Linked DNA regions of Homo sapiens: region 2 is linked to region 1. Evidence: read pairs that join two places in POLR2A ChIA-PET (ENCODE). Cell type or tissue: PC-9. All regions are shown on one strand.

Evidence for each region. Peaks named below come from ENCODE experiments on the same cell type or tissue, not always from the same donor. Only the 100,000 strongest peaks of a DNase experiment are listed, where the experiment ranks them.
Region 2: POLR2A ChIA-PET joins it to region 1 with 5 read pairs; 2 of 35 experiments call an interaction of 5 or more read pairs at or near these places.

The regions. Positions count from the first base shown.
Region 1 is chr4:53,539,268-53,544,267 of GRCh38, forward strand. The region is part of intron 2 of LNX1 (ligand of numb-protein X 1); the gene reads right to left. Among named protein-coding and RNA genes, the nearest start is that of LNX1-AS1, 42 kb to the left of the region's middle. In PC-9, no CTCF peak of the experiment used is centred here; a DNase peak (open chromatin) is centred at 2,444; H3K27ac peaks cover 596 bases.
Region 2 is chr4:53,993,986-53,998,985 of GRCh38, forward strand. No RefSeq gene overlaps it. Among named protein-coding and RNA genes, the nearest start is that of CHIC2, 68 kb to the right of the region's middle. In PC-9, no CTCF peak of the experiment used is centred here; no DNase peak of the experiment used is centred here.

The sequences.
Region 1 (5,000 bases):
TCTCACTATAAAAAGAATAGTGAAGTATACAGATATTTACCTACTGAGTTATGTTTGGGCTGATAAAAATGCTCAGATGTCCTTTAGTTTCTCTTTATTGTATTAGTTTAATTTTTGAGACCTGTCTCACTCTGTCGCCCGCCTTGGAGTGCAGTGGTGCAATCTCTGCTCACTGCAGCCTCAACCTCCTGGGGCTCAAGCAATCCTCCCACCTCAGCCTTCCCAGTAGCTGGGACTACAGGCATGTGCCACCATGCCCAGCTAATTTTTTTAGTTTCTCCTTTAAATGACTGTTTGTGTAAGAATTGTAGGACTTTGAAAAGATTTGAGCTTTGAAATTTCTCTAGTATAATGTGAGCACATGATTCATATGAATATTCAGTTGCAGAAAATGTTTTTGTTCTAACTTGTTTAATGCCTGCTCTGATCTTAAAATGATCTCCTTAACATGTATGTATACACAAGTCTCTAAATACCAGGACTGCTGTTACCCAAAACCCACACTATCAAAGATATTGCTCGCTTCATATTTTCAAAGTCAGCTTTTGGAGGACAGGGACAATGGTTTCTTGTAATCTGCTGAGGGAGTCAACCCCAGTGAGGCTGTTCCTTCTCTGTAACCAGCTGCAATTAGGATTTCTACTGTCCTTGCATGGGGCATCCATGGCAAAGGTTGACTTGGCCATGTGGTTAGAACTGGAAATTCAGTATTTTCAGTATTTTCAGTTGCTCCAGTTGTTTTTGCTCGGGCTACTAATCAATACCAAATCTAGTGCTATCTGAATAAAATAAGATGGCATAGCAACTACCCCATTCTTGCTAACAACTCCAAATGACAACATGGTGGCTCACATCTGTAATCCCAGCACTTTGAGAGTCTGAGGCTGGCAGATTGCTTGAGCTCAGGAGTTTGAGACCAGTCTAGACAACATGGCAAAACCCTGTCTCTAAAAAAAAATACAAAAATTAGCCAGGCATGGGGGCGTGCACCTGTAGTCCCAGCCACTCGGGGGGCTTAGGAGAGAGGATGGCTTGAGCCCGAGTGGTTGAGGCTGCAGTAAGTCATGACTCCGCCACTGCACTCCAGCCTGAGTGAGAGTGAGACCCTGTCCCCGCCTCCCCAGAAAAGATAGTGAGGCTTTACTTGAGTGTGCTCCAACTCAACCTCAAGGTGCCATGCCACCTTGTAAGAAAGCTTGTTAAAAATAAGTGTTATTAGCCTGGCTGACATGGTGAAACCCCGTCTCTACTGAAAATACAAAAAATTAGCTGGGCATGGTGGTGGGTGCCTGTAATCCCAGCTACTCGGGAGGCTGAGACAGAAGAATTGCTTGAACCCAGGAGGGGGAGGTTGCAGCGAGCCGAGATTGCGCCACTGCACTCCAGCCTGGGCAACAAGCAAAGCTCTGTCTCAAAAAACAAAAAACAAAAAACAAAAAAACCCCCCTGTTATTATTATAAACAGAGCTACAGACTGTGTAGACATCGACACAGTGCTGATTTAAGTATCCTCACTTATTGGGGTCAAACATTTGTCTTTAGTAAAATAAGGGCACTGTATTTGATTCTAAAAATAAATGGCAGGAGAGCTGGGAATGGTGGCTGACGCCTGTAATCCCAGCACTTTGGGAGGCTGAGACGGGCGGATCACTTGAGGTCAGGAGCTCAAGACTAGCCTGGCCAACATGGTGAAACCCTGTCTCTTCTAAAAATACAAAAATTAGTTGGGTATGTTGGTGCTTGCCTGTAATCCCAGCTACCTGGGAGGCTGAGGCAGGAGAATCCCTTGAACCTGGGCGGCAGAGCTTGCAGTGAGCCGAGACCACGCCACTGCACTCCAGCCTGGGTGACAGAGCGAGACTCTAACTCAAAAAAAAAAGAAAAAAAAAAAAGAAAGAAAAGAAAAGAAAGAAAGAAATGGCAGGAATGCGTTCTGTGATTTCAGGATTCTCTAGTGAGTGGGTGGAGGTAACAACCAAGTTAGGATACCATTAGCAACTGAATCAACTTCAGCAAATGGCTCTCTAAAACTACACTGACTTGGCAAGATCATGTCAAAAAAAAGAGGTTGGGCTGAAAAAAATTATTTCTCTAAGGAAAAGTGTGAACAATTAGTGCCAAACTATTCACATAGTGGAAAGTTCCATGCTTTTGGAAGATGACACACTTGGTAGTTTCTAAGACTGATCTAATCAGCACATTTCATATATATTTTTTTTCTAAAAGAGACTTAGAGTTCATGATTCTTTTAGTGTAGATTCTAACCATTTATATCAAATGGAAAAAGCAGGGATCTATTCAGTTGTGTGTCAAATTCTTAGGATCACTGAATAGTTCTGACTTGAGACAAGAACAATATAAGGCCAAGAAAACGGACTGTTTCAATTAAGCTCAGCAGAAAAAAATACACATGAGCCAAAACAGAACGACTTAATACTTAGCAATCACTTAAAAATTTGTAAGCTCAGTCTGAGTCATTAAAAAAAAGTAGGCCAAGAAGCTTGAAGGAACACAGATTTACAAGTAAAAGAGGCAAACACTAAAATAAAAATGTTTAAACCCTGCAGTGCTAAACTACTTTCAGATAGCTTTGTAATAAGTGAAATTTGGAGAATTATATAAACCCCTCACAGATAAGCTTGGACAAAAAATAGGTGAAGGAATATTTGGCAAACATGAGCATGCATAAATCAGCTGCTCCAGATGACACATGGCCCTGGGGAATAGAATTTGACTAATATGCTTACTGAACAATGGTGCAGTAAAAATGAATAATTATTTCTGAAAAATTACCTTGCACTCAGGGGGATGTCAGAAGACTGGAACAAGGCCAACAACATGTGATAGTGATGCAGAGAGAAAACAGAAGGAAAGGGTAGTGAAAAATTAGTGTATGAGATATGCAATTGTCAGCTTGAAAAATTGGGAATAACTATTAGGAAAGTAAAATTGAGTTTCCAGAAAACCAGGGATAAATAAACAAAGGACAGTTTGCATTTAAATGATCACAGACAAATTCATGAGATTATCTTAAAGATTGTAATACTGTTGTTGTAATTAAGAATACAAAGGGATGGGGTAGGGGGTGGATTGAGCTGAATGCGCAGTGTCTTGGGATTTTATATTCACTGTTAGTCCAAAGAAAGCTGAAAATGATCAGAAATCACAAACTAAGGGGGCATTAAGCCCAGCCATGGGAAGGTGTTTCAAAGAGTGTCCTAACAATCACCATCACATTGATCTGAATCAATACTCTGACTGATGACCTAGGAGCAAGTGTCACAAAATTTATGGATGACACTGAGGTGGGGAATGCCATAGAGGACAGAGGCAAGAGGAGGGAAAAAATAGGTTAGACATGGGTACATCTGCAATTAGAGAAAATCCATGACAAAGACATGAACAGACTGGAGTAATTTAGAAGGCAACACAATTTCGGAATGAGAAAATTCAACATTAATTTACACTGAGTAAGAATAGGGGTCAAGGTGGAGAAGGCCATTGGCATTTGCAATTGCATTTAAATCTGTATTCGGAACACGTGACCCAGAGTGATGTTTAACCCGGTAAGAACCCCCCTCTCCCATCAGGAATAAATCAGGGGGAAAGCAAGTGGAAGTAGAGGGAACTGATGGTCATGAGCCCACCCAGGTGCCAGCTCCTCTAACGTGGTTCTCACTTGCTACTCAGGAATCCTGTGCTGTAGGAATCATTAGCACTTCATAGGTGTGGATTTGGAGTCAGATTGTCCTGTCTGCTACTTTTGTTTTTAAATAGAGATGAGGGTCTCACTATGTTGCTCAGGCTTGTCTCAAACTCCTGAGCTCAAACAATTCTCCTGCCTCAGCCTCCCGAAGTGTTATAATTACAGAAACGAGCCACCACGTCTGTCCTGTGTGCTACTGTTATCCGAAGGTCAGTTGCCCTCATGGCTGGCTCCCTTCCTCACTTCTTTCTGGGTTCTGCTGCTTTCTTGGCAAGGCCTGCTTATGTAGAACAGCATCTCCTTACCTGCTTTATTTATTTCATGCCACTTATTTCCATCTGATGTACTACATGTGTGCTTATTTACTGCCCTCTCACTGGAATATAAGTTTACTGCAGAATCCCCACAGCCTAGAACATGCCTGATATGTCATACACATTTGATAAGTATTTGTTATTAAATTATACTCTTCCCAGGAATGAATGTTTTCTTTATGCTACCTAAGTGTAAACTCTTAATTCATCTACCAGGAGGCTACCTAGCTTGGAAAAGAAGAAAAAAAAATCACACTATACAAAGAAAACGCTGAACAGAGAACTTCCAAGAAGTAGGAAATATCTTGCTCAATTTTTTTTTTCAGAACATTAATTTACTTTCACTGGACAAGGAAAATCTGTTTCTGTAAACCACTATTTTTATTAATAGAAATTCCCTGCCTTTGCTAAATGGTAAACAAATGTTAAGAATTTGAAGGAGGATCACATCACTGGGCTCCTTTGAGATCCATATGCCTCAATTCAACCCTGTCAACCATGCCAAGAAAGAAGAGAGCAGCTTATGTCCAAAGAAACTGGGAAAGAAAAAACAAATCTCCATGATGCTTTCTTTAGATGACACTAAGCAACTGAATGGGGGATTAAAAAACAAAAACAAACAAAAAAACAAAACAATAAAAACACCACCACAGTAAACAAACAGAAAAAACCAAACACACATTGACCTCATCTCTGGGTCTTTTGTAACTGAAGAAACAACACCTGAGTTACATGGAACAAACACTTTATCTTAGTCTTCTTCACCTTCACTGTCCTATTTTTGAACCCTAGACACCACACCTGCCTAGCTGTCATTGGGCTTTTAAATTCTCTGAAATAGACTATCTAGGTGTTTGAGAGCAGTACATAGAAATTAGTAAGCACCTGAGAGGTGCTGATTTCTCTCTCTCTCTCTCTTTTTTTTTTGAGACAGTCTCACTCTGTTGCCCAGGCTGGAGTGCAGTGGTGCCATCTCAGCT
Region 2 (5,000 bases), 450 kb after region 1:
TCTCCCCATATTTTCCAATCATACAGAAATCATCAGTACTTTTTTAACACAGCCTTTTCATGTGTTAAGCTTCAACCCATGCAACCTATGACCTTTCCACCCCAAATATATTGCTCCTTTGAAGATCCACCCTATCACTTACTTTCCTTGATTATTAGCACTTTTCATACCATGTTACATGCTTATTCCTCCAGCCTCAACTCTTTAGAAACCAAAAGGCATTATTCTCTTTGCTATCCTTTATACTTGGCATGATGCCCGAGGTTGGGCCAAGCTTAGACCTTAGACCATTTCTTCACCAAATTCAAATGTCTCCCATTTCTTTAGTAATTGGTATGGTTTGGGTCTGTGTTCCCCCACAAATCTCGTGTTGAACTGTAATCCCCAATGTTAGAAGAGGGGCTTTGTGGGAGGTGACTGGATCATGGGGGCAGATTTTTCCCTTGCTATTCTGGTAATAGTGAGTTCTCACAAGATCTGGTTGTTTATAAAAATGTGTAGTACCTCCCCCTTCATTCTCTCTTCCTCCTGCTCTCGCCATGTAGGAAGTGCCTGCTTCCCCTTTGCCTTCTGCCATAAGTTTCCTGAGGCCTCCCCAAAAGCCAAGCAGAAGCCGTCATGCTTCCCGTACAGCCTGTGGAACTATGAGTCAATTAAACCTCTTTTCTTTATGAATTACCCAGTCTCAGGTACTTCTTTATAGCAGTACAAGAACAGAGTAACACAGCAACACATTTCTAGTTCTGTTACTGCACTCAAAAAATCTAAGTTTAATAAATTGTGCATTAGTCATAATGGAGGACAATTGGTTTTCAGATTATTTTCCAAAAATTTATTGTGGATCAGAAGATAACTGGATTTTTTGGATGTGTGCTTCTCAACCAGCAATGTAAGTTCAATAGGTCTTTGGGTTACAGCAGTGTCAACTCTTAAAGTAAACTACGATTTTTTTTTTTTTTTTTTTTTTTTTGAGGAAGTCGTCTTCTGCTTTGCCAGGCCACTGGTTATACATGATTAGGGGACACAGTGTAATAATGAGTCTCCTTGATAACTAGTAATAATGAATCCTAATACCAAAATGCCAATACCAAAAACAAAACACCTCACAGTAGAATGATTACTTGGGGAAGCAGACTGAAGAGCATAGGAACTAGTTACTACTCTCTTTTGTATATTGAAACTTGAAATTGATGCAAAAGCAATAAAAATATTCTTTAAAGCTAAAAATGTAGTTGCTGGGGATAACAGAAATAAAGTCATACAGCTAGTGTGAAATAACTGAGACAATTTATCTATTTAAATATAATGGGCTGTCCTATGAAGAAAAACATATCAAAAGAGTGGCTTTTAAGCATAGATTAAAAAAATTGGTCCAGATTCCTTTCAGTTTCAGGAAAAAAGGTTAATCATGTATTTTAAAACTGTTAAAACTAGGGACAAAGAAAACACACTTGGCATTAAAATGTCAGTAAGTTTTTGAAAAAGATTACCTTGGAAAAGCAATTTTTGTGAGTAAATAAATTTGCTGTAATAGTATGTTCTATCTTCTTCATATTAGCAGTCTCCTATTTCTATAGGATTTGTTTAAAAAACTTCAACAATTATATCAAAGTTTCAAAAAGTTCAAAGCCTTAAACCTCTTGTTGAAGAAAGCAAAAGAACCATTTTGTCAAAACAAACATAAAAACTCAAATTCTGAAATCTAAATGTTATTCCAAGACTATGATTGACTTCCTCTATCTCGCCAACACTTTTAACTATTTAAAAATTGTCTTTTTCGTTGTATTCCGTTTTAAGCTGTTATGATTTTATATATCACCCCAAAATACTCTAAATAATTTTTTTTTTTTTTTGGCAGGGGGACTGGGTCTCATTGCTGCCCAGGCTGGAGAACAGTGGCGTGACCACGGCTCACTGCAGCCTCAACCATCCTGGCAGCTGGGACCACAGGTATGCACCATCATTCCCAGCTTTTTTACATGTTATTTTTATTTGTAGAAATGGGTTCTCCCTATGTTGCCCAGGCTGCTCTCAAACTCCTGGGCTCAAGGGATCCTCCCACCTTAGCCTCCCAAGTAGCTGGGACTACAGGCGCATACCACCATGCCTGGCTAATTTTTAAAAGTTTTTTTAGAGATGGGGTCTCACTGTGTTGCCCAGGCTGGTCTTGTGGGCTCAAGCGATCCTTCTGTCTCAGCCTCTCAAAGGGCAGGGATTACAGGCGTGAATCACTGCAGCCAGCTCTTTAAACAAATTTTAACATACTATTAAATTATCAGTAAATAGGTTTTAACAATGTCAGCTCCTTTACTTCATCTTTCTGTTCAATTAATTAAAACCATTCTCTAATTGATTTTGAATGATTTAATGTCATTTGATCCTGATACAAATTTATTCCAAAAATGCAATTTTGATGAGAACATTAGAATTTTAATTAACATGGACTTACTAAAAAAAGTAGTTCAATAGGGGAAACAAAGGAAAGAACCAAAACACTGTTCATGTCTATCCACTCATGTGTGAAAATGTAGCATTCAAAAATGACAGCACATTTGAAGCATAATTATAGGGACACCATAGTGGTGGAAGAAGACAGTGTAAGAAAGACAACTGTCAGAGTGCGGTACTCTGGAACATCAAAAGGCTATATTCGTCATTGATGGCTGTTTCTTTGAGAACTCCCAAACTATGTAAGTTTCTGAAACTGCTCCAGGCATTCAATAAAGCAAAAAGTACACTTATAAAAGTGTTTAAAACTTTGTGATTTTTCAAGTATATTTTATAGTTTTATCAAAAATATATCTAAAGTTTTTTTTTAAGTAGCTAAATTTTCAAACTGCACAATGACAAGCTCTTAAATGGGGGATTCTGGTCAAAAGGCATTTGGTCAGCAAAAACAATTTTAGATACTGTAGTTTTCTGCTACTAGTTAACACACTTGAAATTTATATGATACACAATTGTGCTCACAGAAAATATATTCCTCAATCATGGTCTAAAGCCAGAAGGTTATTAGTACTGATGCCAACGACCAAAAGTAGGGCCTTTCCTGTCATTTCTCAGGCACCTGCTTGTCATTTACCCTCAAATGACAGCCTGCGGACAGCCAGGTCCCTTGGGCACAGAGTTCTTGATTCCAACGTTTCAATTCATTACACTAGTCAGCCACTATTTCCCGCAACACACTTTCAAACTTTTTCTAACTTCACAGAACTTCCCAAAATGTAACTTCTTTCAAAGAATGGCAAACTGAAGTTGAATAATTCAGTCTTAATTTCTAGTTAATATTAATCATAAAATATTACATTTTTATATTGCTAATTCATTTTCAAGTAGATTAATTTCTACCCATGTAGCTGCAGAATTAGAAAGGCAAGTCTCTGTAGAGCTGGTTTACTAAACAGCTGAGGAATGATGCTCGAAGTACCCTTCATTATCCCAAAGCATTTATTACATAAGAAAACATTATGTAGACTTTATGTGCATATTATCTATAGAGAACGTAAAGTAGGTTTTACTAAAATTAATGTCACTACACATCACAGCTTACGTTTTACAATAAAAAGAGAAATCAAAAATAAAAAAACAAAGGATACAGTTAGCACATTATTCACTTGTTTGCTTGGAAAATGCAATGAGCACACACACACACACAAACACACAAATCGGTATTTGTAGACCTGCCTTTGTAATTTAAAATGTTAATGAAATGTAAATTTTTTCAGTACAAAATTCATGACTGTTCATCCCTAGGCTGCATTGTGTCCAACCTTGTAGGAGTCCTTTTTTAAATTTTATTAGTCCCAAAAGTCCCTCATTGTCCCTTTCCCTTCCATCCTACCAGCACCAAAGAAAATACATTTGACAACCACAATTGGATCGGTGGCAGTAAAACATAAAATAATTTTAATTTAGAAAACAACACACCCCTTGCACTTTTTGTAACGAAATTAAGTTTTTAGGTTCCAAGCTATTCATCATGAAGAGAATGTGTTTAATCTGATGTGAAGTTGGCTACCCAACAGTCTAGTCAGGCTGTAGAATGTTTAACTCGGGGTCTGGTAGGCTGCCAGCCATTCTAAATGTTTTCACACGGACAAGCAATAAATAATTAAATGTCTAAGTCACAGTTCTCAGATTGGGCAGTAGATAGAACTAAAACTTAACCACTTACAGAGACAGATAAACAATTTTTGAGTGGCTGGAATCCAACAATTTACCTTTCAGTTCCCCAGGCATAGGCGATGCTCTTTCAGTTACAGTGAGCCAGTTGTGGTCATGCTTTCTTACAAGGATTCTAAATGATCACTTTTGGGATTTTTAAAAATCACTAACAACCTGCAATGGAAGATAAGTGATAAACTTCCTAAGCCTTATTGTCATTATAAAATTAGGTTAGAGAGGTAAGGGAAGACATCTTTTTTTAAAATTTTAAAAATAAGAATAGAGACAGGTTCTTGCTATGTTGCCCAGGCTGGTCTTGAACTCCTGGGTTCAAGTAATCCTCCCACCTCGGCTTCCCAAAGTGCTAAGATTACAGGTGTGAGCCACCACATCCAGCCGGAAGATATAATTGATAAAAATATTGAAAATATACATGGTCTTCTTTCCTTCCTCCCAATTCTAACGTGGAGGGTAGAGCCAAGTGTAGTTTTAAAACCAAACTACTGGGCTGGGCACAGTGGCTCACGCCTGTGATCCTAGCACTTTGGGAAGCTGAGGTGGGTGGATCATCTGAGGTCAGGAGTTCGAGACCAGCCTGGGCAAGATGGTGAAACCCCATCTCTACTAAAAATAAAAAAATTAGCCAGGCGTGGTAGCAGGCGCCTGTAATCCCAGTTACTCGGGAGGCTGAGGCAGGAGAATTGCTTGAACCCGGGAGGCAGGGGTTGTAGTGAGCCAAGATCACACCACTGCACTCCAGCCTGGGTGACAAACTGAGACACCGTCGCAAAAAAAACAATTAAGCCCATATTAAAATTCTAATTTACTCATCAAAA